Regions from separate parts of the Homo sapiens genome. Here regions 1, 3 and 4 are each linked to region 2. A link is an interaction called in ENCODE POLR2A ChIA-PET data of the cell type or tissue named here. Cell type or tissue: HepG2. All regions are shown on one strand. Each heading gives the region's core, and the rest is flanking DNA. Links, peaks and the distances in the headings are about the cores only.

Region 1 (7,681 bases), core at 1,136-6,135, 68 kb before region 2:
CAAAGTGAGAGGAAATGTTGCCTGCTTTCCTCAGGAGCATCACGGGAGGGGCTGTGGCATGACCTCTGGTGTCTACTCTCTGGAAGACTACAGAATGCTGGTGGCTAAGGGATTCCACACCCCTTCCACCTTTTCGTGCACACTGTTTCCTCCTCTGTCTTTTACATGGGCGTCTACGTCTACTTCTGAGCCCAATCTATGACCCATCCATTCATTCATTCACTATATATTGGCTGTCTACTCTGCATCAGACGCTCTGCATGGAAATGAAACACAGCAACCCCCATTACCACACCCCACCCCCATGATGCCTGTCTCCTAGTCCAAGGAAGAGAAATTTGTAGAAAAGGACCATCCGAACTAGCTTACAGAAGTGAGGGGGGTGGGACTCCTGAGTCAGTCTGGGGTAATGAGTAAAAACTTCAGCAGAACTGGAGAAGCCCTGTTCTGCATCTCCCTTTCCTTATCTGTAAGAATCAGGCCTCCTTCCTGCTCTTGTCCCTTGGTCCCTAAGACCCTGGGGCAGCTGGAAGGGGTGGATGTTGGCCTGGGGATGGAGAGGAACTGGAGTGGGACAGTGAGCAGGCCAGGAGCAGTTTACAGACAAAACCTCAGGTCGGTTGAGGAAGCCAGAACCATGAGACAGAGGCGACTGGAGTCAGAAACAAACACCGTGATCTGGAGTCTCCCAGGTCTGTGTCTGAGCCTCCATCAGAGCGCAAGTACTTGGAGGGAAAGGAGTCTGGTCTCACGCAGTCAGCTTCCTCTCCTGAATGGGAAAAGATGGACCTGGGAGACCAGCTGGCTGGGGTTTAAACCCCAGGCCCGCCTGCCACCATCTACATGGCCTTGGTGAATTTGCCTGATTACCTTAAGCATCAGAATGTTCATCTAAGAAAACAAACAAAAAACATTTGTAAGGATCTGCCGCTGACAGTTCGTGTCCCGCTTTTCTCTAACAAGCAGTGCCACTTCGGGTGAAACATTCCTGCAGTTTTTAACCACCTGCTACCTGATGTCATAGTCCTTTGTGTAGACACCAATACAGATTCCTCCTGAGGAGCTATGAGTTCCAGGCAGGAGTTGTGACTGTCCTTCCCTGGAATACCCATGGAACTCAGTCCAGTGTCTGGAGCACGTAGGTGATCAGAAAACAGCTGTCTTCCTCCTTCGTTCAGCCCATGGAGAGGCGGGCTGTGAACGCGCTTTGCCAGGGGAGGATGGGGAACCTGCTGCGCCTCTCCTCGCGCCGGAGGCCCAGCCCTGCGGGGCGGAGGGGCTGGAAACCTGACAGCTCCAGCCCCGTGACAGCCGCCGCCTGCGGAGTCCCAGAGGGCAGCGCCGGGAAGCAGAGCGCGCGCTGGGCCCTGGTGTCCCGGGACGCTGCACGACGACGCTCCGTTAACCTCCTGGCTCGTTCTGATACTGAGGCTGCATAAAAAGAAGGATCCCATGCAAATGAAGGCCAGTGTAGCGGAAGGCTAAATACTTTTAATTAAAGGAAGGCACCTGGAGACCCAGCCGCTGGGAGGAGAGAACTAGAGCAAGTCCGCTGTGCTCTGGGCGGGGAGGGGGAGAGACACCCTGGCCCTGGAGGGCTCGCCGTTCCTCCAGGGCCCTTCTCCTCTGCTACCCCACCCCTCCTCCCTACTCCTCCCACCTTCAGCAGGCAGAGGGGACAGGAGGTGGCCTGACCCAGAGGAGTTAAGGGTGTGGCTTGGGCGCCTGGAGGAGAGGGGACTTTCTGTCCTTTGGAACAACTCTGACATTGTGCCTCTGACCCAGAGCCCTGGGGACTCAACCCTCAGACCCCGATCTGAAGGTGCGGAAGGAGAAAGTGATTGTCCCCAGGCCACTAGGCAAGTGAGAAACACTCAGGCTTCCCAGGACTGCCAGCATCAGGGCCTTCTTGCTGCCCCGCTGCAAATTCTAGGCAGCAGCGAAGCCAAGGATAACACCTTGGGGAGCCTTTAGAGCACTCGCATTTCTTCTTCATCATCACCCGCATGACTAAAATTTGCAGAGCCCTTATAACAAGCCCTGTGCCATGCCTTCATCATCTCATTTAATCCTCACACAACTCCTGAAATGAAGGTGTTCTCATGATCCCCATTCCACAGGTGAGGTCACTGGGGGTCCAGAAGGGCTAAATCACCTGTAAGGTCCCACAGTAACTTGCATAGAGGAGTCTCCAAGACAGTCCAACTCAGAAGTTCAAGGTTGCAGACCTTTTTCCTTAGAGATAAGGCACCAAGAATGGTGAAAATGTTGGACACACCGCACTTTGGACAGCATCTGACACATAGTTGGTGCTTGCTCACAAAGTAGGTGTTCAGTCATTGCAGTGGCCTCCTCCTTTAGCCAGACCTCCCTTCCCATGGTCGGGGTGAGTGTGTGTTCCCCTGGAGGATGACTCTGGAGAGACAAAACATGGGACACAGAGACCACCTGCTGGGCCCCAAGAGCCAGGGTCAGGGTCAAGGGCATCTCAGATGCCTGGGTCCTGACTTCTAAACCAGTGTCTTTCCTGCAAGTGAAGATGGGAAAGGGTGAGTGCTGGCGCCATCTCTTCCTCTCTCTTTGAGGAAAGGTATGATGAGGATTGGGGATAAAGCAGAACTGATATCTCTGAACCTATAACTAATATCCAGAACCCACAATGGCCCTGGTTGGCTTTAAGCTTCTTGATTCGGATTCACCTTTTTTTAGTACTCACTACATGCCAGGCACTCAAATATCTTGCAACGTACCAAGCAAAGGTATATCCTTATTCACTTGCCTTTTAGAACCAAGGTTCCTATGGACACCAGGCACGGTGACTCACACCTGTAATCCCAGCGACTTGGGAGACCAAGGCAGGAGGATGGCTTGAGCCCAGGAGTTTGAGACCAACCTGGGCAACATGACGGGACTCATTTCTACTAAAATAAAATAAAATAAATTTGCTGGGTATGGTGGTGTGCACCAGTGATCCCAGATACTCAGGAGGCTAAGGCAGACAGATTGCATGAGCCCAGGAGGTTGAGGCTTCAGACTGCAGTGAGCTGTGATCACACCACTGCACTCCAGCCTGGGTGACAGACTGAGACCCTGTCTCAAAAAAAAGGTTGCTTTAGTCAATTTGGATTCTACGTCATCATGCCATCTCCTTTGGGGTTACTTATAAAGAAAAAAATAAACGGCCCAAGCAGGGACTTCCTTGCAGTAACTGAATGGTCCTGTGGAGTGAAACCTACCAGTGACCTTGGCCTGAGTGTCAACAGGGTACAAAGCCCTGTAGAACTCCTTGCTCCTAGAAGGACAATAACCAACACAATCTTGGACAGATCAAGAGTTCAGTAGCACCAAATCCTTGTCTAATGGTCTGCTGAGAACCAGTTCTGGGAAAGAAGATCTTCAAGAACGGATAGTGACTTGATGGGAATTTCTGGACCCAGTCATGACAGAAGAGAATCTTTTGGACTTCTGAAAAATCAGCAAGTGCTCAACAGTCTTCACCAAGCAAAGCAAATGTTGGAGGACAATAGTCAATGCCAATGTCATCAGGAGTCAAACAGTGATGATCTTGTCTACCACTCCTCATAGGGCCTGAAGCTATAAAGCGGTTATTTACTCCTTCTCCCATCTACTTCTCCCTGGATCTCAGCGCAGGCCAGAGTAAGACAGTCCCACAGAAGTGACCTCATCCTCCCGCAGGGCCATTAGAACAATACCTCCCCCTTCAGGGCACCTGTAAATCAGGGCCCCAAAAGGGTCTGGCAGTGCTGGAATGAGGTGTGGCTTGGCAAGGAGACCTGCATGTTTAGTACAATGGCCTGATTGTGTGGATTGTTCCAACCCAGCAGCGCTCAAGTGGTCACATGTTCCCTGGGCAGCAGGTGCTATAACCTTTGCCCAGAGATTTGGAGCCTTTGGTGGTGAGACTGAGTGCCGATGAGGAGGAGACTGGTCTGGCTGTCTCCCACTGCCTTTGGGATCTGGGGAAGTCACTCCCTGACCCTGCCCATGGTCTGTGCCCAATTCTCACCCATATTCTACTCAGAGGGTCCTCAGCTATCCAGAAAAAAGAGAGAGGCAGGCAGCATGCCCAGGTAAACAATAAAAGGCTACTGAGTTTCTGCTTCTGCCACTAGCTGCCAAGAACCAATGAGGGGCAGGCACAGCTAAGACTTCAGTCCAGTGTTTATCTTATTAACTGCTGTGTGCCCAGCACCCAGCACCACACCATCACAATGAGGTCATTGTGTTACCCTTGCCACTCAGTCATTCCATCGAACACTTGTGTAAGCACAAGCTTTTACTGAGCATTGTCTCTGTGCCAGACACTGTTCTAGGCACTGGGGATACAGCAGTAAACAAAACTACCAAGAATTCCTGCCCTCATGTAACTTACCATCTACTAGGGGGAGATAGATGACAAATAAATAAGCGAAGCAGACAATATGTCAAATGGTGAAGAGAAATAAAGCAGAGAGAAAGGAATAAAGCCGGTGGCGGCGTGGTGGGGGAGGCAGCGTTGGTTTGCAATAGGGGGACTGGAGAAGAGTTCCCTGAGAAGCTGATCTTGGAGCCAAGACTTGGAGGTGAGGGATCAAGCATCCCATCAGCCCATCTATGGCAATATTGGTCCTAGACCAGCATCCCCTCCTCAATTCTCTGATCTGACTGTCATCAAACAGAAACTTCCCCTGGGCCACTGGAAGATTTTGAGGTGGGAGGAGTTATATCTGCTTGCAGTGACTACTGGGCTTGGGGAAGCTGAAGCTCACCAAAGGACATGGGAGGATAGGATGGGGCTTACACTCATTCTGGTCTTCACAGGGCTGCAGCCCATCACCACCAGTCAAGGATAGAACTGAGAGTCAAAAGCTGACTATGACAATATTTCCCCACTCATCCCCATCACCACTTCCCTCTATCCTCAGGGCTGCCATCATCCCTTAGAATTATGGGAACACAGTGCCCCACCAACACACCACCCTGCCTGCAGCCTGGCCTCCTCCAATCCATTCGCCACACTGTAGCCAGAAAGAGCTTTCCAAAACATGTCTGTTCCTTCACTTTCCCCAGCTAAGATCCCTTTGCTTTTTAGTATAAAGTCCAAATTTCTCAACATCCTACAAAGATTTTTGTGATCTAACGCAACACACTTTCCCAGACCCATCTCTCAGCTCTCACTGCAGATACACACACACACACACACACACACACACACACACACACGCACATACAAACATGCACTCTATTACTGTATTTTTATCTCCCACTACACTGAACTCAGTTCCCTAAATGTACCTGGCCCTCTCTGACTTCTGGACCTTTTTCTGCCAGTACCAGAACATTCCACCTTTACCTTCACATTCTCACATTTGCCTGGTGGATTCCAACTCTTCTTTCTAGTCTCTGCTTAGAGGTCTCTTTTTCTGGACAGTCAAGACTCTGTGGGGTACCCTCACTGCTCCCCGCACCTCCCCCTCTACACTCCAGCCACATTACAGCATGAAGCACACCTCCCTACCAGGATCTGTTTATTTGTTCCATGAGGACATGGTTCTTGTTTCAGTCACCACTGTGTTCCCAGGTCCTAGTAGATAGTCCAGCACTTAGTAGATGCTCAGTAAATGCTTGTACAGCTAAATACATCAAAGGAGAGGAAGACAGGAAAATAGAAAGGGCTGTCCTGGTAAAGGAACTATGGCCCTATATTGATCATCATAATTGCCTCATCGCTTACTTTTCTCCATTTCTTAATAGTTAACAAATCATTTTCATGTCACCCTGCTAATGAGATGTGGCTGTTACATGTATAGTTTTACTAAGTGTGAGAAACCTGAGAATTTGAGGTCACACTGCTCAGAGCAGGGCGGTATCACGAGCCCAGGTCTCTCTGACTTTGAGTCCAGGGTGCTTTCCAGAACTCACAAATCCTTGGGCTCTAGAATGGAGAGACTAAGTTTCAAACATGGCAGTACAGCTATCTCTTGAATCCTGAACAAGAAACCATAAGACTGAACTCAGTCACCTAATTTGACCTGTCAAAGTGGCTTGAGGATCTCAGGGGGTCGACGTGTACCCTCTCTTTATTTCCTGGTTACCTGTGGGCAGTCAAGGCTCCTTTCAGGAGCAGGAGCATTACCTAGTCAGGACGCGCATCCTAAACTTCTGTACACCTTGGTCACTGCCTGGAAAATGGCAATGGCCCTGGACTGGGGAATCTCTCCAGGTACTCCCTTCTTACACTTCCCTACCTGCTTACCTTTAATCTTTAAAGGGATATTCAAAAGCTGCAAAAAGACAAGACAGACTAGGTTTAAGGGAAGCCAACTTGTCCATATTCATTCTAAAGGTGCCCAACCTGTACTCCCACAGTTCCATTTGTCACTTCTCATCTCTCCAGGAAAATATTTATGCATACAGTTCATTACAGAACAATCTTTTTTTGTGGAGTACACTATCTTGGCTCACTGCAACCTCCACCTCCTGGGTTCATGGGGAAACTGAGCCTGGAATGCCATGGCTCTGGAAGCCATGGGAATGGTGTCTTCTATTCTGGATTCTGCTCTCCAGAGCCACAGGTCTCTGGTAGCATGCAACACTCTCTCAGAACTCAGAGGGTTCTCAGACAGTAGAACTTGGCAGCCCATTGAGCTGCTGGAGTAGGCTCTTGTCTGTGACTGTAGTCTTGGACACCGTAAGAGCAGACTCCTGAGCCCCAGAGAGTGCACACTCAGATCCAGGATGGAAGGGAGGAATCAGCTCACTCACACCTGAGAGACCACCTCCTCAGGTTGCCCTCATTGCCCCTTCTCCCCAGCCGCCTTGCCCCGCTGCCATTTTTGGGACCTCTCTCTCTCTCGGTATCCCTGGTATAATGACTGTGACACCACACCAAGGTCCATGAGCAATGCTTCTCTGACATCTTTCTTGTGGCTAGTTCGACTTTCAGCCACTAACGTTTATTGAGCACTCACTGTGCTACAAACACTTTGTCTGCCTTAAATATCATAATATCTTACGAGAGAAGTACCATTATTAGTCTCAGTCTTCAGACATAGAAACTCTGGCTCAGAGAAGTTGAGTGATTGGCACAAGGTCACACAGCCAGTATGAGAATGTGCCAGGGTTCCGGCTTTGGCCACCAGATTCCCAGCCCAGCAGTGTGACCCCTATGGTCTCTCTGCATTATGGAAGAAAGTGTACCAGACCCCAAATAGGAAAAAAATCATTCTCTCAAGACTCTAGGCCATCTTCACTGGAGCAAGTGATTCTACTTAAAAAAATAAAATCTCAGAGCAGATGGGATCAAAATCTATAAAGTGCAGGGAATGTGGACAAAGTGAACAGAAATTACCACGGACACAGCACACTCCAGGAGGTTCAAAGGAGTGGTGTTTGGAACAAATAATAGGAAACGCTATGTGACATAAAATATGGTAGGCCTAAAAATAGAAAGAATTTTAAAACAAGTTTAGAAAATGTGTAAATGGATGACTCACTCATTCTTGCCACAAGTGTGTTCTGTGTCTGTGCTTTGCAAGCACAGTAGGAGTTCAGTCGGAGAGCGATGGGATTCACCATGATCCCAGCCTTTGATTTCCTTTACATCCTTTCAGTTACCTACCCACCCTGTGGGCCTAAAAATCACACGTCTCGTTACTGGGGTCAAGCTTCTTCTCAACAG
Region 2 (7,669 bases), core at 1,486-6,485:
CTTGCTCTGTTGCCCAGGCTGGAGTGTAGTGGTGTGATCTTAGCTCACTGCAACCTCTGCCTCCCGGGTTCAAGTGATTCTCCTGCCTCAGCCTCCCCACTAGCTGTCACTACAGGGACCCACCACCACACCTGGCTAATTTTTATATTTTTGGTAGAGACGGAGTTTCACCATGTTGGCCAGGCTGGTCTCGAACTCCTGGCCTCAGGCAATCTGCCCGCCTTGGCCTCCCAAAGTGTTGGGATTACAGGTGTGAGTCACTGTGCCTGGTCCCTCCATCCATCTTTTAATTCATCTGTCTTTTCAGTTATCTATCATCCATCTTTCCATCCATCCATCTTTCCATCAATCCTTTTATTTTTCCATCCATATTCATTCGTCCATTCATCTTTTCATAGAACTATCCTTTAATCTGTCTTTCCATCTATCCTTTCATCATCCATTCTTCCACCCATCCCTCCTCTCCTATATCCATCTTTTCATCCCCTTTTCAATCTATTCCTCCATTAATCTATACATCTTTCTATATATACATCCTTTTATCTGTCCATCTTTCCATCCATCTTTTCACCCATCCATCCTTTCATCATCAATCCTTCCATCATTCACACTTTCATTCATCCTTCCATCCTTCCATCCATTTACCACTTTTTCACTTAACAAATACTGGTTGAAGGTCTACTGTATAGGATGCTGGGGATACAGCAGTGAATAAGTCAGATTCCTTTATTCCTGGAGCTTATAACCTAATGGTGAAGACAAATGGACAATAAATAAGTCAATGAATGAACATAATAATTTATTGTCTGTGAAGACAATAAAATGGGATGATGTAATAAAGAGCCACAGGGAGAGGAGATAACTACTTTAGATTGGGCTGTCAGGGGAGGCCTCTCTGAGAAGGTGTTCAAAGTGACCATTCAAGTGATAAACTGGGGCAGACCATCCCTGGACCAAAGAACAGCAAGGGCAAAGGACCTAAGGCAGGAACTAGTTTAGCATGGTAGCACAAAATTGTAGTGGCTGGGTCGAGTTTTAAAAGGCTACTCTGATTTCTAGGAAAATGAATTGTACATAGTCAAGAGAGAAAGCACAAAGACCAGTTAGGGGACAGTTGCAGTAGTTCTTGCAAGAGATGACAGTGGCTTGAGTTAGGGAATTAGCAGTGAAGGAGGGAAAAAGAGACCCTGAAAATATATTTTGGTTGCAAAGCCAGCAAACCTTGCTGGTAGATTGGCTGTTGGGATGAGAAAATAGAGGAAACAAGAATCATTTGTAGGTTTGGGGCATGGATGATGGTGGCAAGTATATATATGGCAGACCAGGAGGGGAAGTGATGTAGTAGATGGCAAGTGGAAATCAAGAGTTTTTTGGGCCGTGTTATGATTGAGATGCCTACTAAATGTCCAGTTTTAATAAGTCAGCAGGTACATCATGTGTGTCTGAAGCCAGGAAAGAATCCTGACTAGAGTATAAATTTCAGCCATTGCACAAAGCTGTCATTTAATGACAAGACTACTAGAAACCAAGCCTGGGGTTCTTCAACAATTTAGAGCTCTAACAGAGAAGGAACAGCAAGGAGAATGAGTAGGAAAGACAACTGAGTTACAAAGCAAACAGAAGACTGGGCATCACAAACCCAAAGGCATGAGACAGGGATGAGCTAAAAGGTCAAGGGAATTGAGGATATAGAAGTGACCATTGGTATGATGGAGTTAGAGACTGTGGGGACTTGAGGGGATCAGAGTTGGCCTGATAGGAAGGGATAAGAAGGTGAAGGCAGAGACCATGGGGCAGAGAAAGGCACTGGTAGCTAGAGAGGAATGTGGGGATAGGAAGAGGATTTTTTAAAGACAGAAGATAGCAGAATATGTTTGCAGGGTGAAGGGAGAGACTGATGAAACAGAAAACGGGATCATTGGAGCGGCCAAATCCTTGGAAAGGTGAGTAGGGTGGGATGCAGAGCAAAGAGGCAGGGTTGGCCTTTCATCGGGGCAGAGACGTTTCATCTGCTGTGACTGCAAGCAGGTAGGCACATCTGATGACGGGAAGATGCCACACCCAGGTGTGTACCACCTACCGAGCTCCATCCCCTGCCCCAGGTTCCATGTGACTGAGGTACTCGGTAAATGGTAGTTAAATACATAAATAAGTGGGTGAGTGAGTGAATGCATGAATGAGTGACAAAATGAGAGGGTAAACACATCATGTTTTCCACCTCTCTCCCTTGTCCTCTAGAGCTCACTGTGTTTGCCATTGGGTAGGGTGTGGTAAAAGGTGAGAGGGCCCTTGCTGTGTGGCCAGTAGAGAATCGGCTGAAACCCGGGAGACCTGAGTTAAACAGGAGGCAGTTGGCACTGGGAGATGCAAGAGAGAGTGCCATTGTGGAAGGACGGGGCCAGGGTTCTAGTTCTGGCTTTCACTGAATATGTGACCTTGGCCAAATGTCTTTACTTCCCTATGTCACAGCTGTGTTATCTGTTAAACAGATGTTTAGAGTAGATTATTTCTTAGTTTTTCATCTGTTAAATAGATGTTTCGATTAGATTATTTCTTAGGTTTTTTTTTCTTTGCTTTTTTACTTCTTTACCCCCTTCCTTTTTTTACCCATGTTTTTTGCTTGATTTACGTTAGACTTAGTCTCTGCCCCTAAGGAACTTTCTTACTGTGTTCTCAGTCCGTCATTGACTTCCTAGACAAGGAGAGGATCCAGTAGCCTTTCTCTGCTTTAGGCTGCTCCTCTTCATCTCTCTTCTTCCTGTATAAATGCCTACTTGTCTGGCAATAAAGCAGCTCCCACTAACCCCAACCCAGGCCTTAAGACTGGTTGGATGACTGATTTAAGCCTCCATTGAGCTTTATTTTCGCACCTGTTTAATGGGAAAATAATAAAAGCTTAGATTTATTGAGCACTCCCTGTATATTTGAAGCATGGTGCTAAGCATTTAATACATATTTTGTCATTTAATTCTCATTAAACCAAATGAGATAGGGATAATTATTTGGCCCATTTTACAGATAAGGAAACCAAGGTTCACCTGTAAGTCACTCACTCAGAGAGGCTAAGTGACTTGTCCAAGTTTACATAACCAGGAAATGGGAAGTAAGGATTTGACTCTAGACAGGTCAGCTCCAGAGTCAGGGAGTTTCGAGCAACCCCTCCAAAGAGTCTGGGGAAGGAGACTCAGAACCACATAGCTCCCAATCGTAGGTGAGTTTCTGAAAGGCTGGGTGGACATTCATTGAGTCTCAGGGTTGGCAGGAATCTAGCTTTGTAAATGGAATTATCGCATAAGTGAATAAAGGGATTATCTGCAATTTGGAGTCAAGAGCCCTAAGGTCGAGTTCTACTCTGACATTTAACAACAGTGTGATTTGAGGCAAACTGCTTAATCATGCTGCACTCCAGTTTCCTTTTCTATAAATTGGTAGTATCCATGAGTACCTCATGGGGTAGTCTTGAGAATAAAAGATCATAATGTATGGGAAAGTGCTTTACAAACTTTAAGCTCTTTACCAAGCACCGGTAGTAGCTGTGGTGATCAGTTTGACTTTGTTTTTGTTATGTAAGGGAATTCTTAAGTAATTTCTTCGGTAAATAATTCCTTTGGAAAACTCAAGAATCCATTAACAGAAGGAGGTGATCTGATTTACTTTGTGTAAATTTATACGTTGAGTTTGCTTAAAGCGGCAGACTCAGGATGGAACAACAAACTACTCCAAGTCCCAGGACACAGCTTCCTGAGGGTGTGTGCCCTCTGGGGCTCTCCCTCCTCTCCCATCCTTAACCCTCACACCTCCCCTCAGCCCCCCATGCACACAAACACACACACTCATACCTAGCGAGGCTAAAAGGTTCATATATATGGATGTCCTCTTTGGCCCCTAACCCCATACCCCTGCTGTGGGGCCCTCCCAGAAGAGCCCTTCTCCAGAAGGTCCAGGCAGCAGAAGGAGCAGTTAGTCCCTGGGCCCTACACTCACAGCACAGTTTCCCAGCTCCACCAAACCCTCCAGCTCTGGGAGCTTCCGCAGATCCCAGAGGCTCAGTTTCTTCATCTGGAAAATGGGGGTAGTTATAACATCTACCTTCTGGGCCTCCTGGGAGGGCTGTAGTATGTCAAGCCAGTGCCTCCAGTACCTACGGAAAAGGACACTGCCCCAAATTTTCCAGATCGATGGGTTCCAAAAGGGATGACAGAGGGACCTTCTGAGCTCCATTGTCCCTGCCGTGGCTCCAACTGTCTCCCCAACCATTCCTGAGCTTGCCCATTGCCAGCCCTGCAGACCTTCCCACACCCCAGCCCTGCATTGATGCCCTTCACCTCACAGGCCTCTCCCCTGTGTGCCTCCAACAGGAAGTGAATACTCTGGCAATGCCTATGGCCACACCCCCTACTCCTCCTACAGCGAGGCCTGGCGCTTCCCCAACTCCAGCTTGCTGAGTAAGTCCCTGGGGCTGCCCAGGCCTCTGCTGGGCAGGATGGATGGAGTGGTGGGGGGCAAGGGTGGGTCAAAGGTTACCTGAAAGCTGGGAGTCCTCAGATTATACAGAGGGCCTGGGAGATGGTGCTGTTTGTGATGGAAGAAGGCAGCAGGAGGGCAGTGTACCTGGTTGTTTGGGGAAAGAGGGCAGAAGTCCAGAGGCTTCCAGGCATTCGTTTCCCTCCTGCTTCTCAAGCCCATGTCTTTTAAATCTTTGTTTTGTGTAAGATTCAGGGCTCAGGCCTTGAAGGGGAGGACAAGGGAGGACTTGAGAAAAGCCTAAGAGAGGACCTCCTGCCTCCACGGCTTACAGTCCCACAGTGCAGACACTGACGCAGGGCACCCGCCAGAATGTAACTGCCCTCCTTCCTGGGAGCCAGTTTCAAGAATGCCATCCTGTTGCCCCCATTAACCATCTAAGTGGCTCAGAAATACTCATGATTCAGCACCAAACCCTTAAACAGAAATCTTTTGTTCCACCACATTCCCCATATTTAGCCTGAGATGAAGACAGTATTCAGGGTCGAGGTCCAGAGAGTGAGCTTCAGCGAGCTTCCAGGCTTCTCTTCACCCCTCTCTTGTCCTGGGGTCCTGAACTGGGAAGAGAAGCTTTTCAGCAAAGCAAAACCCCACCAATGGGGGGACTTGAGGGATCCCACTAGAGCCTCCCTGAGTGGTGGCCTTGGGTGTATCAGAGCAAACCGGAGCCAGACAGAAGCAGTGATCCAAGGATGGCCAACCCCACAGGCACCATTGCAGGCTAGGAACCATCCATTCCCCAAGACCCCCTCTCCTCCCATTACCTCTTTGTATTCCAGAAATAACTTGAAAGGTGGCAGACCTGGGCCCTGTTTGCCAGATGAGTTCAACTCCAACCCAGCTTTCCATTCAATTTAGCCAGAAAAGACGAGGGCAATGAGACATGCCAGGGTTCAGGCACCTTCCCACTGAGCCTCCCCAGGCTGCCCATCCTGCAGGTGTGCAGAGCCTCACCTTAAGGGCCGTCAAGCCCAGATCCCCTTTGACCCCTCAGCAGTCTAATCTCCCTGGGTCTTAAGAAAGAAGACTCTCTGTCCTGGCACTGTTTGGGCAAGGCTAGGGAGGATCCCAATGACCTCTCAGTGCACTTGATTCTTTGGGGTTCCACATGCAATTGTTTTCTATTGCCCTCTCCCTATTGCAACGAGGGTGTTGAAGGTCAAAGCAGCCATAGGGGGAAGGGGCAAGAAGCCACTGTTCTCATTCTGGCCAGAAACTCAAAGGTGAGGCCAGAGAAGGAGGAAATAGGGCTGGAGAGGAGTTAATCTTCGATGATCAGATAGGCCAGAGAAATGAATGATTAACTTGTGTTGTCTTAAAGGTCAGCAGATGCAGGGAAGGCTATGGTGCAATTTTCCTTTCTGACCAGCAGTGTTGTTGTTATTTTTTTTTAATGTGTCCAGGTTCCCCATATTATTACAGTTCCACATCAAGGCCGAGTGCACCGCCCACCACTGCCACGGCCTTTGACCATCTGTAGTTGCCATGGGGACAGTGGGAGCGACTGAGCAACAGGAGGACTCAGCCTGGGACAGGCCCCAGAGAGTCACACAAAGGAATCTTTATTTATTACATGAAAAATAACCACAAGTCCAGCATTGCGGCACACTCCCTGTGTGGTTAATTTAATGAACCATGAAAGACAGGATGACCTTGGACAAGGCCAAACTGTCCTCCAAGACTCCTTAATGAGGGGCAGGAGTCCCAGGGAAAGAGAACCATGCCATGCTGAAAAAGACAAAATTGAAGAAGAAATGTAGCCCCCAGCCGGTACCCACCAAAGGAGAGAAGAAGCAATAGCCGAGGAACTTGGGGGGATGGCGAATGGTTCCTGCCCGGGCCCAAGGGGTGCACAGGGCACCTCCATGGCTCCATTATTAACACAACTCTAGCAATTATGGACCATAAGCACTTCCCTCCAGCCCACAAGTCACAGCCTGGTGCCGAGGCTCTCCTCACCAGCCACCCAGGGAGTCACCTCCCTCAGCCTCCCGCCTGCCCCACACGGAGGCTCTGGCTGTCCTCTTTCTCCACTCCATTTGCTTGGCTCTTTCTACACCTCCCTCTTGGGCATGGGCTGAGGGCTGGAGCGAGTCCCTCAGAAATTCCACCAGGCTGTCAGCTGACCTCTTTTGCCTGCTGCTGTGAAGGTATAGCACCACCCCAGGTCCTCCTGCAGTGCGGCATCCCCTTGGCAGCTGCCGTCAGCCAGGCCAGCCCCAGGGAGCTTAAAACAGACATTCCACAGGGCCTGGGCCCCTGGGAGGTGAGGTGTGGTGTGCGGCTTCACCCAGGGCAGAACAAGGCAGAATCGCAGGAAACCCGCTTCCCCTTCCTGACAGCTCCTGCCAAGCCAAATGTGCTTCCTGCAGCTCACGCCCACCAGCTACTGAAGGGACCCAAGGCACCCCCTGAAGCCAGCGATAGAGGGTCCCTCTCTGCTCCCCAGCAGCTCCTGCCCCCAAGGCCTGACTGTATATACTGTAAATGAAACTTTGTTTGGGTCAAGCTTCCTTCTTTCTAACCCCCAGACTTTGGCCTCTGAGTGAAATGTCTCTCTTTGCCCTGTGGGGCTTCTCTCCTTGATGCTTCTTTCTTTTTTTAAAGACAACCTGCCATTACCACATGACTCAATAAACCATTGCTCTTCATCTCAGGCTTTGGGGTTGGCTGGGGAAGGAGGCATCCCGGGGCTGGGCTTTCTCCCAAGAACATCAGAGCTGAGTAGCCGACAAACTCACTTTGGGGCCGTGGGCTGGAAGGGACCATCTGATGCCCCAGAGCTCTGGCTTGGCCTTCTCCCTCTGCCTTTAATTCACGTTGAACGCTGGGTACCTCACTCATCCCAAGTTCTTCAACACTGAGCAAATGCAAGGATAGCACAGTACTGAGCCAACCATAGACTCCCCACAAGGAGTTGCTGTTGTTATTAACAGGAAGCCAGAGAATCAGCAGGGTGGGTTAGTGAGGGATCCGGGAATAGCTGTGACTGGAGCCTGCATAAACAGCTCTGAAGGGAGAGAGAAGACTGGGCTCTCTTGTGTGCCAGGCACAGTATGGAAGGCTTCATATAAGTTAAGCTGAAATTAGCCCTGTTTTACATACAGCTTCATTTTACATATGAGGAAACTGAGGCTTTGAAAAA
Region 3 (6,295 bases), core at 1-5,000, 55 kb after region 2:
CAGTCCCCCTGGCCAGCTCAGCTGTGGGCTCCCAGGATCAGAGCACGTAGGTAGGGCTGGGCCAGGGCTTCCAATGACTGGGCACGTGGCAGGGGCCAAAGGTGCCTCTCCTTGCCGCCTGTGACCTTAGAGTGGGAGGGAGAAGTCTCCTAGAGGCAGGGAAAAGAGGAAAGGGAGAACAGCCCAGCCCAGTGCTGACATCACCAACCTCTGAGCACATGTGTGCGCTGGTGCTGCCCTGGGTGTTCTGGAGAAGGGCAGGAAGTGATTATAAAAGTGAATGACAAGCCTCCATCTCTGCACTTGTTTGCCCAATCCCGTACCAACGCAGTGACCTTGGGAGGCTGTCCTTGCCCGCCCGTGGCCAGTCAAATGAAGCACACCCAGTGTCTGTGGACAGACGGCCAGGGACAGGGCCACCCAGGTCACAGCTCCCTGGCTCTCCTCTGCCCCAGCACAAAAGCTCGGCTCAGACTCTCTCTCTCAAGGTCCTTCTCTTGGGCTCCTTCCCAGCTCTTTTTTAGATAAGCCCACTTGCTGTAGGTCTGTCCTTTTCACATGAGCAGTGAGTTGGGCACTGTAGTTATTCATCCTCTCTCCCCCAGCCCCCTTGGCACCAGAAGGCACCCACAAAACATCTGCTGAAACACATGTGCATGCAGTTACTTATAATGGCAAAAATGCTCATAACCTCAATATCCACAATAGAGAATGAGATAAATGGATAGATTACTGGGTAACCATATACCCATATGGTGAACCTAGGCAACCTTTAGCCATTTTGTTTTTAAAGAGTATCTAATGAAATGGAAAGATGCTCATAGAATTTTGTTAAATAAGAAAACTATTTATAATTTCACTATGGTCCCAAGTTTTTTTTTTTTGTTTGTTTTGTTTTGTTTGTTTGGTTTTTTTTGAAATGGAGTGTTGCTCTGTCGCCCAGCCTGGAGTGCAGTGGCGCGATCTCGGCTCACTGCAACTTCTGCCTCCCAGATTCAAGCAATTCTCCTGCCTCAGCCTCCCAAGTAGCTGGGACTACAGGCACAAGCCACCACGCTCGGCTAATTTTTTCATTTTTAGTAGAGATGGGGTTTCACCATATTGGTCAGGCTGGTCTCGAACTCCTGACCTCAGGCGATCCACCTACCTCGTCCTCCCAAAGTGCTAGGATTACAGGCGTGAGCCACTGCGCCCGGCCTATGGTCCCAGTTTTTAAAAAACTTGTTTGTGTTTGTGTATTTAGGCAATAAAACATCAAAGCATTGATTGACAGTAGCTATCTGTGCCTGGCAACAGTATACATGATTTCAATTTCTTCATGCTTGTTTCATATGTATTCAACTTTTTAAAATAAATATACTTTATGTTTGTCATCAGCAAAAATAATAAAGTTACTGTTTCTGCCCCCTCCCTTTCCCCTACTGAGTTAGGTACATGGCCTTGAACTTTAACTATCTAACAAGCCAGCTACTACTTTTGTTGGCTCCCATGTACATGTGAGTAAAACCTTTTTCTTCTGTTAATCTGGCTTTTGTCAGTTTAATTTGCAGGTCCCAGTCCCTAAACCTAAGAAGGAAGAGGAAAAGGGTTATTTCCTCCCCTACCTAGGGTTAGGATAAAGCATATCCTAACAAGATTAACCCAAGATTACCTTCTCCATGAACCCCAAGATTACCTTCTCCATGAACCCACAAATCTGAGGCTGTGTTTGCCTACATGGATATGTGGTACACATACTAAACATTAATAGTTAAGCATTTACTTCAATATGCACTAGAATAAGATAGAGTGTAGCAAACCTGTGATTTAGGAACACAGTAAAGTAGAAAATATCTACTTTATGTTGTTAAGTATATGTATTCACAGAAAAATATTAAATATTATTTGATAATATAATAAATATAAATAAATATCAAAACTCTTATCTCAAAAATTATAGTAGGGATATGTAAAGAGCAGACACTTTGTGCAGCTGGATCTGACCTTTGCAGCATTTTCTCCTTTGGAGAAAGAGCTGAAAGTCTTCCTTATAATGCTCATTAGCCCTGATTGGCCACCAATCACTGAATACGAATTCAAGCGGGTATGATTTGCAGAAAAGCAAAGCTCTGTCATTAAACAGAGAACAGGTATGCTCTCACAAAGTGAAGGAGGAAGACAAACTCAGAGCAGGACATTTCCTGGGCCTTGTAAAGGGTCACGTGTTCCCCTGGGGAGGCTCATGCTTAACCCTGCCCATAGCAACAAAGCCGTGAGCTTCGCAGTGCCCTCTGCAGCAGCAGGAGCTGACCCACACTCTATCCATTGTCATCTTCAGAAGACAAAAGGGACGGCTGGTTTGGCAGCTCCTAGCAGGAAGAGCGCTGGGGCCTCGGAGCTCATACCCCAGGAGGAGAGCCCGCACACCTAAGCTTCCTGGGGCCATTTCCCTCCTCTCTGACTCAATACATCTATGCATCTTCCAAGGCCGCACTGAGAGCTCCAGAAAGGCAGAGTCCACTCGTTGGGCCTTATTGTATATACCCACCTCCCATCCCTCCCCTGCCCAGGCTCCACAGCAGCACAGAGTCCATGCCAAGAGGATAATTTCCAGAGGTTGTCAAGCCAGGAAAGGCCAGAGTTCAAAAGGGCACCACATATTATTGTCAGCTCCTCCCTGTAAACCTGCCCCATGCTCTGTTCCTGATGGGCATCTCTCGCCCTCACATTCTTCTGTGAGGACCTCACCCAGTCCCACATGTTAACCTCCCACCTACTCACTAAAGGCTCACAATTCCCTCTCTAGCCCAGCGTCTTAATTACCAGCAGGAATCTTCTAGCTGGATGTACAGCAGAGCATCAGACTTCGCAGCCTGCTCACATGCCTGTAAGCATCCTTCCCATCCCATGCCCGTGCCTGCCCCTCCCAGGACCTGTCTAGACTGGCATCACATCCACCAGCTTCCCAAGTTAGCAACCTTGGCACCAGCCCAGGTCCCTCTCCCCTCATGGCTTTGGTACCCAGTCCTGCTGGATCCTCCTCCCCTGCAGGCCCCTGGGCTCCACCAGCTCACAGAGCGCGTCCTCGCTTTTCTGGAGGACTGCAGCAATTGCCTGCCTAATTCTCCACTGAGAGATCACTCCTGTCCTAGAAAATCTTCACCTGGCACCCTCGTCCCCCATTCTCTAACAATGCCCCTAACTGCCTCTCTCTTCCATTGCTTTAGGGAATGTCCAACGCTGTTATCTGAGACCTCTCCAGCCTCTCCTATGACCACACACAACCACACCCTGACCTATGGCCTCAGCAGGCAACGGGTCCTTCCCTAAATGTTCTTGGCATGTTCATACGTCCTCTTGGACAGCTCCATTTCCTTCCCCAGTCCTCTTCATCCTTCGAGGCTCACCCCATAATGCCAATTCTCCATACAACCTTTCTAGACCAATCCAGTAGGAATTGACTATTACAATAACTCCCTAACTCCAGCTACAGAGTACAATGCAGCAATTAGAAGCAACAAACCAAGAGTACACACTGCAGTCAAATAGATCTTTTAAAAAATAGTGCTGGTGGCTGGGTGCGGTGGCTTATGCCTATAATCCCAGCACTTTGGGAGGCCAAGGAGGGTGGATCACGAGGTCAGGCGTTCAACACCAGCTTGGCCAAGATGGTGAAACCCCATCTCTACTAAAAATACAAAAATCAGCCAGGCACAGTGGCAGGCACCTGTAATCACAGCTACTCGAGTAGCTGAGGCAGGAGAATTGCTTGAACCTTGGGGGGGCGGAGGTTGCAGTGAGTCGAGATCACACCACTGCACTCCAGCCTGGGAGACAGAGTGAGACTCACTCTCAAAAAAAAAAAAAAAAAAAACATAGTGCTGGTTAGCCAGGGATGGTGGCTCACAACTGTGATCCCAGCACTTTGGGGGCCCGAGGCGGGTGGATCACTGGAGGTCAGGAGTTTGAGACCACCCTAGCCAACATGGTGAAACCCCGTCTCTACTAAAAGTACAAAAATTAGCTGAGCGTGCTCACTTGAACCCAGGAGGCGGGGGATGCAGTGAGCCAAGATCGTTGACAGAGCGAGACTCTGTCTCAAAAAAAAAAAAAAAATAGTGCTGGTTTTAAAAAGCAAGAAAAATTTAAGGATTTATAGCACGAAGCAATTGTGACCCCATAAAGACAGGGTCTCATTCTGTTGCTGAAGCTCTAGTACAGTGATGCTATAATAACTCACTGCAGCCTCAAACTCCTGGGCTCAAGTGATCTTCCAGCCTCAGCCTCCCAAGTAGCTAGGAAAATAGGAGTGCACCACCACACCTGGCTAATTTTTTTTATTATTACCTTTTTTTTTTTTTTTTTTTTTTTGGAGACAAGAGTCTTGCTCTGTTGCCCAGGCTGGTCTTGAAACCCTGGCCTCAGGCAATCTTCCCACCTTAGCATCCCAAAAGGCTGGGATTACAGGCATAAGCCACTGTGCCCAGCTCCATAGTGCAATTTATGTAGGGTTAAAAATACATGCATATATAAATCAACATCATATATCTTTCTTAAATACATCCAAATCTAAGGATAAACCTATCATAAATATGTCAGAGTAGCTGTTGCTCATGAGGGTAGGGTTAGAGGGTAAGTGTGAGGGGAAATCACTGGGACTAGGAATGAGAGATGAAGAGGAAATGATAACTCAGTAACAACAACAAAAACCCAATTGAAAACATAGGCCAAGTATATGAACAGTCCACAGAAATACAAATAGCTTGTAAGTCCTGTAACACAACTCACTAGAAAGAAATACCTATTTAAACTATAGCATGATGGCATTTTTCTCATCTGTCAAATTGGGAAGAATAAAAAGTTGATGATACATCAAGTTGGTGGAGCCGAGGGGAAAGCAGCACTCTCCTAAGTACAAAGACATGCATGCCTTCGGAAAGCAGACTGGCAGTAACTTTTAAACCACATTTATGAATTCCTCCTGCTGAAACAGTCACAGAACTGAGATTATATAGGTACAGGTATGCTTAATGTGTTATTGTCTATCACAGCAAACAAATAGAGATGGGGGAAATAGCTTATAAACCCACAGTGCACTGGCTAGATAAATATGGTAGCTCATTCAATGAGATACAGCAGCATATACGTACTTAAAAACGATGAAGGCGGGTGTGGTGGCTGACGACTATAATCCCAGCACTTTGGGAGGCTGGCTGAGGTGGGAGGATTGCTTGAGGCTAGCAGTTTGAGACCAGCCTGGGCAACACAGTGACACTCCCATCTCTACAAAAATTACAAAATTCAGCCTGGCGTGGTGGCGCCTGCTTGTGGTCCCAGCTACTGGGCAGAGGGTGGGCAGGGCAGGGCACTGAGGCTGGAGGATCACTTGAACCCAGGAGGTCGGGCTGCAGTGAGCCATGACTGTACCACTGTACTCCGGCCTGGGTGACAGAGTGAGACCTTGTTTCCAAAAAAAAAAAAAGCAAAGCCGGGCATGGTGGCTCATGCCTGTAATCCTAGCACTTTGGGAGGCCGAGACGGGTGGATCACGAGGTCAAGAGATCGAGACCATCGTGGCCAACATGGTGAAACCCCGTCTGTACCAAAAATACAAAAATTAGCTGGTTGTGGTGGTGCATGCCTGTAGTCCCAGCTACTCAGGAGACTGAAGCAGCAGAATCACTTGACCCAGGAGGCGGAGGTAACAGTGAGCCGAGATCATGCCACTGCACTCCAGCCTGGCAACAGAGCAAGACTCCGTCTCAAAAAAAAAAGAAAGAAAGATGAAACCTGTCTATATGTCTTGAAGCAGAATGATTAAGTATATTAAGTTTAAAAAGTGCATACCTAAGTATTATTTCCTACTATTTATGTTTTAAAAAAAGAAGAAGACAAGGAAGGTATACATACATATATGCTTGTTTACAAATAGAATATGTCGCTCTGAAAGTATTCTCAAGAAATTGCCTCCGAGGAGAATTGGAGATGACAGGACAGGAGAGGGAAAGAGATTTTTCACTGTGTACCTTAAGGGCTGTTTGCATTAATATTTTAAAAAGATTTTTGAATACATGTAAATATTGCCTTTAAAAATATTTTTAAAGAGTGTTAACCTATGTAAGTTCTATCTTTTTTTTTTTTTTTTTTTTTGAGATGGAGTTTCACTCTTGTTGCTCAGGCTGGAGTGCAATGGTGCAATCTCGGCTCACCGCAACCTCCACCTCCTGGGTTCAAGCGATTCTTCTGCCTCAGCCTTCCGAGTAGCTGGGATTACAGGCATGTGCCACCACGCCTGGCTAATTTTGTATTTTTGGTA
Region 4 (7,681 bases), core at 1,593-6,592, 64 kb after region 2:
GGTTGGCTCTCTGACATTGTTACAGCATAGTATGAGAGCACTTGGCTCAAAAATGGCACCAGCTGATGGCAAATTCTGATTCTTCACTTACTACCCATGTAACCTTGGCCAACTTTCTTACTTGCTCTGGGCCTCAGTTTTCCCATCTGTGAAGTGGGATCATAATAGTATAAACTGCATAGACTTGCTGCGGGAATTATTTGTGTTACTGCACACAAGTTACCCAAAGTAGGGCCTGGCATATAGTATGTGTTCAATAAATGCTAATGATTTATATGCTCTTGGGCTGGTTTTTTTTTTTTTTTTTTAAGAAAAACCTGTTAATGAGATCATCTAATAGTTTTAAGGATGAAAATAAAAATAGATTATTGGAATTTTCCCGGAAGGCAGGTTTTTTCTCATCTTTCATTCCCTGGGCATTTATTAGGTTGGTGCAAAAGCAATTGTGGTTTTTGCCATTAAAAGTAATGACAAACGTCACAATTGCTTTTGCACCAACCTAATACTAAATTTGAAAACCTCAGGGTCTGCTGCCCACTTAATTCTCATTGTGTGGCCCCATAATGTTATTATTATGATGATTATTATATTTTATTTTATTTTCGAGGCAAGGTCTCACTCTGTCGCCCAGGCTGGAGTGCAGTGGCACAGTCTCCGCTCCTGCAACTTCTGCCTCCTGGGTTCAAGCGATTCTCATGCCTTAGCCTCCCGAGTAGCTGGGATTACAGGAAAGCGCCAACACTCCTGGCTAATTTTTGTATTTTTAGCTGAGACGGGATTTCACCATGTTAGTTAGGCTGCCCATAATGTTTTGAAGGATGCAGAGTGTGAGTAAGAAAAGCAAATGATACCTCTCCTAGCAAAAGACATGCTCTCCATCTCTGTTGATCACTTCTTGCCCTACTTGGCATAAACTACCAGGCCTGTCCATAAGTTGGAGATTGTAAATCTTCCTGCCACAGCAGTGAGGGACACCATCTGCTTTCCTGGGTGCCTTTGGTCAAGGCTGAGCCCTACCCCAGCCTCCTTTAAGACAAGTCTCTGAGATGCCTGCTCCCCACCCCAGAGCCACACTGACCTCCTCCCTGTTCGTCCAGCATGCCCAGCATTTTCATGCCTCGCTCTGGCTTCAGGGCCTTTGCACTTGCTGTTCCCTCTGCCTGGAATGTTCTTCCCCCAGGCAGTCACATGGCTATGTCCCACATACATTCACGTCTCTGCTCAAATTTCATCTAAGCACAGCCTGTCCTGACTACTCTGTTGAACACAGCAGCCCCTATCAACTTTAACCCCTTAAGCTGCCTTGCTTTTCTTCAGATCCTTCATCTGACACGACATTAAAATTGCTATGTTGTTTATTGTCTGTTTCTCCCACAAGAAATAAGCTCTGTGAGATGCAGGATTGTCTTGTTCACTGATGTATCCTTAAAACCTGGAATAGTGCCTGGGACATACAGGCCTTCAATAAATATTTGTTGAATAAATATACAAATGAGTGAGTGAGTCAATAGACCATGTTTTCTGGGAATCTTAATCTCTGTCTTAGATTTAAGCTTCCCAATAAGAAACATACTCTTAGAGAGGGGCTACTCACCACTAGTTCATTTCTCACTGATCCTTTATAAGCAGCTTATAACTCCCTGCTGATAGGAACAGAGGGCACCTCATTCTGTGCCCCTAGATTTTGAGGACCTGAACATGAGACCATTTTCCCACCTAATTTAGAAAGTCTGTTTGCTACACTTTCTAGTTAAGGCCCAATTTCTCTTATACGTTTCACTGTCATGCCCCATATCCCTCTTTTTGGGAATTTTTCAGTTTTGTGTTTTCAGCATTTATTGCTCTCTGAAATAATGTCATTCAACAGCTTACTTGCTTATTTTCTCTTTCCAACCCATATGCAAATAAGAGCAGTAGTATTCGCAGTGCCTGCATGCCTGATTCGTAGTTGACACTCAGTAAATATCTGCTAGATGAGTGAATGAATGACTCTTCTTTATATGCTTCACATACAGGAAATATCACGTCTGGAAGAAAAGAATGAATCACTTGGCACTACACACTGTCTAAACCTGACCTTGGTGTGTTCTTTATGTAGAGAGTCTCATGGACATCCAATTAGTTGCTAATTAACATTCAATCAGCTCTGGGCCTCGGGAGGGGCCAAGCCTGAGGTTCAAGGGCAGGTGGGGCTTACTTGCCCAGTCTTCACTTTGATACTGGTCCCCTGACCTAGACATGCGGACCATGGACACAGAGGTCTGGCGAGTGCATTGACCAGAGCAGCAAGTCCATCCTGCAGCGTGGAAAAATCCAGCAAAGAACTCACTCACATTCTTAGCTCCATCATCCTACAGAAAAGATGAGCTAGACAATTCTAGAGCCAAAAAGAAATCCTAGAGGGATATGAGTTTGTCAGCTGTGCAGACACTTTTTACCTTCCCAGAAATCTCTCATACTTTCTTGCTAGACACACCTAGGAGGAGGGCCAGCACCCAAGGGGGTAGAGAAGAGCTGCCTGGTCCTCTAGCCCAGTGCAGTCCCGGGGGGGCAGCTCCCACCAAGCCGGGGCCACAGCCTGGCCTGGTCATGAGCACCAGAAACCACTGAGGCACAGGGCCATGACAGATTAGGAGCAAAGCCCTCAGTGTCGCCTGATTCTGACACCTGGATGGCTTTAAGGGCTCCTCCTGCTCGCCAGCCAGCGGGGCTTGGAGCCAGGATCCAACAGCGCGGCTGGAGTCGCCCGCGGCGAGAGAGCCCAGGCTGACTCCTTCAGTGGAGACAGCGTCCCCTTGCCGTCCCAGTCTCCGCCGCTCGGTTAGGCTGGATCCTCAGGGTCCCCTGCTCGCTCTCAACCCTCTCTCCGGCTCCAGGGACCCTAACCCTCAGCGACAGCCGCTCCGCAGGTGCTCGCCGGCGTGGCGAGAGCGCTGCACGGCACACGGTCACCGTCGAGGGCGGCGACGGCCGGGGGTGCCCCCGCCCGGCCCAGGCCTCCCCGTGGTCCCTTACCCATTTCCCGCCGGGCTCCTGCTCCGGCCTCCCGCGGGCCCGCGCGCCCCACGGCCCCGCGCCCAGGCGCCGGCTGGGGGCGGCGAGAGCTGCGGGGCCTCGGCTGCGCGCGCGGGGGGCTGGGCCAGTCCGGCTCTGCGCGCTCGCAGGAGGGACTCGGTTTCCGGGAGCGCAGGCGGGCGGGCGGCGGCGCAGGGCGGGGAGGGGCGGGCTGAGGCCGGGCCGGGGTTGGGGGTGGCGGGGGCGAAGCTGTGGGACTGGTCTGACCGCTGTGGCGCCGGGCTGGGCCGCCGGGCAGGCCGGGTACCTCCTGCGCGCCCCGCACGGCGCCGTCGTCTGGCCTGTGCGCTACCGGGCCGCAGGCTCTGCAAAGCCCTCCGGTTATTTTTCCAGTACCTGAACCGGAAACTGAGGCCCGCCCCAGATACGCGTGAGCCTTGACAGGGACTGTCTGGAGTCCCTACAAACCCCTTGTTCATTTACCATTCACTGGGCACAAGAAAAAGTTGCATTATTTGATTTCCAAATTTCACCTGTCTGTAACTGTTGGCTTACGGTGAACATTCACTAGTTGGTTTGGGGATTGGTGGCACAGAAGCAAATAGCTGTGATTTTACACTCAATCTATTTTAGCAAACATAAGCTCAGAACAGGTTGTCATTGGCGAGACGCTATTATTTTTCAATATCACCCTTGATGGCACTATCTGGTTTCTATTTCTGTAACTATGTAAGGCACCGTATAATGACATTTTGAGTTAAATGATTCCATATTTCCTGTATATTGTGAATAAAAGTTCTCCAGAAGGAATCTTCCAGTAAGCAGTTTGTAAACTGGAGAGGCACAACCTTTATTGTAAAACAAAGGTGCCCTTCCAAAGAACAAAGGGAAGGCTCGGGTTTCATAGCAAATGGTCCCACACAGGTTTCCTGTGCAAATGAAGGTTTGAAATTTGCTTAGTTCTGATTGCTTTACAAGGCCAACTTCTGATCGATCAATACATCTGAGTCCTGACTGGGTGATACAGCTGAGCCCTGATTGGCCAAGGCAGGTGAGCTCTGATTGGTTGGTTCAGGTGAGCTCTGAAAATCCCAGAAACAAGAAGGTGCTGGTTTCCAGAGAGCTCAGCATATGTGACCTTTAGTCAGCAAGTGACCACTTGGCTCTATTTTGAATTTAGACCAATACAGTCCAGTTATTTGACATGTAAAAACGGAAAAATAAAATAAAATAAAACAGATTTAGGCCGAGTTAGCCACTCAGGATCCATCTTGAAGAATTGGCTCTTGAAAGTTCACATTTATTCACAATATCTAGTGAACATTTTAGCTCCCCTAGGAATTGGCAACCTAGAGAGGTCCATTTCTTGATTTGATGCTGCTAAAATGAAGCTGACCAGGCTCTCTACAAGCAGCAACAACCATGATAACACCTAATATTTATTGAGTGCTAGGCAATAAGCTGTCCTAAAACATTTAATCCTCACGGCAACCCTATGAGTTAGGAAGCTTTACACCTCATGAGGAAACTGAGGCACAGAGAGGCTGAGTAACCTGATCAAGGACGCACGGACAGGCAATCAGGCAAGACCCAAAGACCATGCTCTAAATCAGCAGTCTGCAACCTTTTTGGCACCAGGGAGGGACTGGTTTCTGTGGAAGGCAATTCTTCCACAGATAGGGGAGGTGGGAGTGGATGGTGTTTCAGGATGATTCAAGCACCTTACATTTATTGTGTGCACTTTATTTCTGTTATTATTACATTGTAATATATAATGAAATGATTTTATAACTCACCATAATGTAGAATCAGTGGGAGCACTAAGCTTGTTTTCCTGAAACTAGACAATCCCATCTAGGGGTGATAGGAGACGGCGACACATCATCAAGCACTAGATTCTCATAAGGAATGCACAACATAGATCCTTCGCACACACAGTTCACGATAGTGTTTGCACTCCCATGAGAATCTAATGCCGCAGCTGATCTGACAGGAGGTGGAGCTCAGGTGGTAATACAAGCAATGGGGAGTGCCTGTAAATGCAGATGAAGCTTTGCTCTCAATCCCCCACCCCCAACATGGTCCTAACAGGCCATGAACAGGGGATTGGGGACCCTTGCTCTAAATCAATGTGCAACACTACTGCTTAATCTTTTTAGATGGGGATCTGATGCTAGGTTTAATAATCCTATAACTTATTAGTTCATTTCTTCACTCTACAAATATTCACTTCAGTATTCACCTACTGTATATATGCCAAGCACTGGTTAAAACAATGAACTGAAAACTCCAAGAGCTTGCAGCTAGCAGGGAATATAAGCAGTAGTGTGAGGTACACTTGTAAATTGTAAACTTGGGAGGCTGAGTGGGATGTCTTTGAGGGGGGAAATCCTGAAGGAGGGAGCCACAAAGAACAGAAGCCCAACAACTACATGCAAACTCCTTTAAACTCTTGGCAGATTCCTGAATGAACAATGCAAGGAGGAAGAATCTAGATAACCTGAAGGAGATCAATAGTGAGCAGAGATCTGAGCAGTTAGTTACCGTCTCTGGGAAAGTTCCACCATCTGAGAGGGACTTGGTTCTATTGTGCTTTCCACTGAAACCCTAGAATGACCACCCCTTAGCAGGAAAGACTGCATCCCAGCATTAAGGGATATACCCTAGAATTAGGGACAAAACCAAAAGAAATTCATCCAAACAAAGCACAAAACCAAATCTCCACAAAACCAAGGTGAGTTTTCAATAATTTAACTTACTGTTAGAACAAAACTTGACACTCTTCAAAGGAAAATAGAATGCAGAGCATCTACAATGTATCATTCACAATGTTCATCATATGACAAAAAATTATTAGACATTCAAAAAAGCAGGAAAATGTGAGCCATAGTCAAGAGAAAAAAATCAATCGAAATAGACCCACAGGTGACCAAGATATTGGGATCAAAAGACAAGGAATTAAAAAGAAAAACTATGATAAATATGGTTAAAAAACACTTTCAGCAAAATATAGATATAACGGGTAAAGAAACCAGGCATTTCAGCAGAAATATAACCATTTTTTAAATAAAGTGCCAAAAGGAATATAAATAAATCCACATCAATGAAGGCGATATCTGTATCTTTATTACCCCAGAATGAAGAGACATCCCAACTTTTGCCCTCCAGGGGGAAGCCTGGGCAGGTTTGCCAACAGCCCCTGTGTAAGTTCAGGGCCTCCTAATATTAGGGTCCCTTTTTTTTTTTTTTTTTTTTAAGACGGAGTCTCGCTCTGTCACCCAGGCTGGAGTGCAGTGGCACCATCTCGGCTCACTGCAACCTCTGCCTCCCAGGTTCAAGTGATTCCCTTGCCTCAGCCTCCCAAGTAGCTACGATTACAGGTGCACGCCACCATGCCTGGCTAATTTTTTGTATTTTTAGTAGAGACGGGGTTTCACCGTGTTAGCCAGGATGGTCTCAATCTCCTGACCTCGTGATCCGCCCGCCTCGGCCTCCCAAAGTGCTGGGATGACAGGCGTGAGCCGCCGCGCCCGACCAGGGTCCCTTTTCGTAATGTGCTTCACTATGTGTTCAGGTAACATATGGAGCTCATCACAAGTCCCTGTAGAAAGTGGGGCTCAAGGCCGGGCGTGGTGGCGGGCGCCTGTAATCCCAGCTACTCTGGAGGCTGAGGCAGGAGAATTGTTTGAACCCGGGAAGTGGAGCTTGCATTGAGCCGAGATCGCGCCTTTGCACTCCAGCCTGGGCGACACAGCGAGACTCTGTCTCAAAAAAAAAAGAAAAAAAAAAGTGGGGCTCAAGGAGTCTGTGTATTACTGCTGCTGTGAGTAATAAATTGTCTTCCACCATCTTCTATTAGAATCTATGAAATTGTGATGGGTTATCTAGTTAGCTTGCAAGCAGAATAAAAACTCAGACCCTTTCACAGTTACTGACTTAACAGAGATAAAGATAAAACTCTTAAAAGCAACCAAATAAAAAAATGTACATTGCATACAGGAATGACGGATAATTTTTCATCAGAAACCATGTAGGCCAGAGGACAAAATGTTGTTTTGTTTGTTTGTTTGTTTGAGATGGAGTCTTGCTCTGTCTCCCAGGCTGGAGTGCAGTGGTGCAAGCTCGGCTCACTACAACCTCTGCCTCCCAGGTTCAAGTGATTACCTTGCCTCAGCCTCCCAAGTAGCTACGATTACAGGTGCACGCCACCATGCCTGGCTAATTTTCATATTTTTGATAGAGACAGGGTTTCGCCATGCTGTTAGGCTGCTCTCGGACTCCTGGCCTCAAGTGATCCCCCGGCCTCGGCCTCCCAAAGTGCTGGGATTACAGGCGTAAGCCACCAGGCCGAGCCAGAATGGAATATCATCTTTAAAGTGCTAAAAGGAAAAAAGCTAGCAACTTACAGTGACTTTATCCCCTAAAAAATTTGTAAATAGGAAGTAAGACATCTTCAAATAAATAAAATCCGACAGTATTATATGAAAAGTAAATAAATTATTCAAGATAAAGGGAATGATATTAAATAAAAATTATAATCTACAGTGAAGCAATGAAGAGCAGTGGGAATGATAAATATATGGATAAATATAAAATACTTTTTCACGTTTGTATTAAGTTATTTAAAAGTTCATTGACTAAAGCAAAAATAGTAAGATTTTGGGAG

The links. Peaks named below come from ENCODE experiments on the same cell type or tissue, not always from the same donor. Only the 100,000 strongest peaks of a DNase experiment are listed, where the experiment ranks them.
Region 1: POLR2A ChIA-PET joins it to region 2 with 5 read pairs; 6 of 35 experiments call an interaction of 5 or more read pairs at or near these places.
Region 3: POLR2A ChIA-PET joins it to region 2 with 5 read pairs; 7 of 35 experiments call an interaction of 5 or more read pairs at or near these places.
Region 4: POLR2A ChIA-PET joins it to region 2 with 7 read pairs; 3 of 35 experiments call an interaction of 5 or more read pairs at or near these places.

The regions. Positions count from the first base shown.
Region 1 is chr2:113,284,988-113,292,668 of GRCh38, reverse strand. No RefSeq gene overlaps it. Among named protein-coding and RNA genes, the nearest start is that of PAX8, 9.9 kb to the right of the region's middle. In HepG2, for the core only: no CTCF peak of the experiment used is centred there; DNase peaks (open chromatin) are centred at 3,838 and 4,228.
Region 2 is chr2:113,216,868-113,224,536 of GRCh38, reverse strand. PAX8 (paired box 8) reads left to right here. Exons shown (of 12, transcript NM_003466.4): 11 at 4,359-4,445; 12 at 5,928-7,669. The coding sequence ends at 6,004. Among named protein-coding and RNA genes, the nearest start is that of PAX8-AS1, 16 kb to the left of the region's middle. In HepG2, for the core only: no CTCF peak of the experiment used is centred there; DNase peaks (open chromatin) are centred at 4,386, 4,976 and 6,016; H3K4me3 peaks cover 2,318 bases.
Region 3 is chr2:113,161,406-113,167,700 of GRCh38, reverse strand. No RefSeq gene overlaps it. Among named protein-coding and RNA genes, the nearest start is that of PSD4, 9.4 kb to the left of the region's middle. RefSeq lists a silencer at 4,535-4,829. In HepG2, for the core only: no CTCF peak of the experiment used is centred there; DNase peaks (open chromatin) are centred at 210, 1,360, 2,230 and 2,630.
Region 4 is chr2:113,152,870-113,160,550 of GRCh38, reverse strand. No RefSeq gene overlaps it. Among named protein-coding and RNA genes, the nearest start is that of PSD4, 17 kb to the left of the region's middle. RefSeq lists a silencer at 2,960-3,489. In HepG2, for the core only: no CTCF peak of the experiment used is centred there; a DNase peak (open chromatin) is centred at 4,020; H3K4me3 peaks cover 1,753 bases.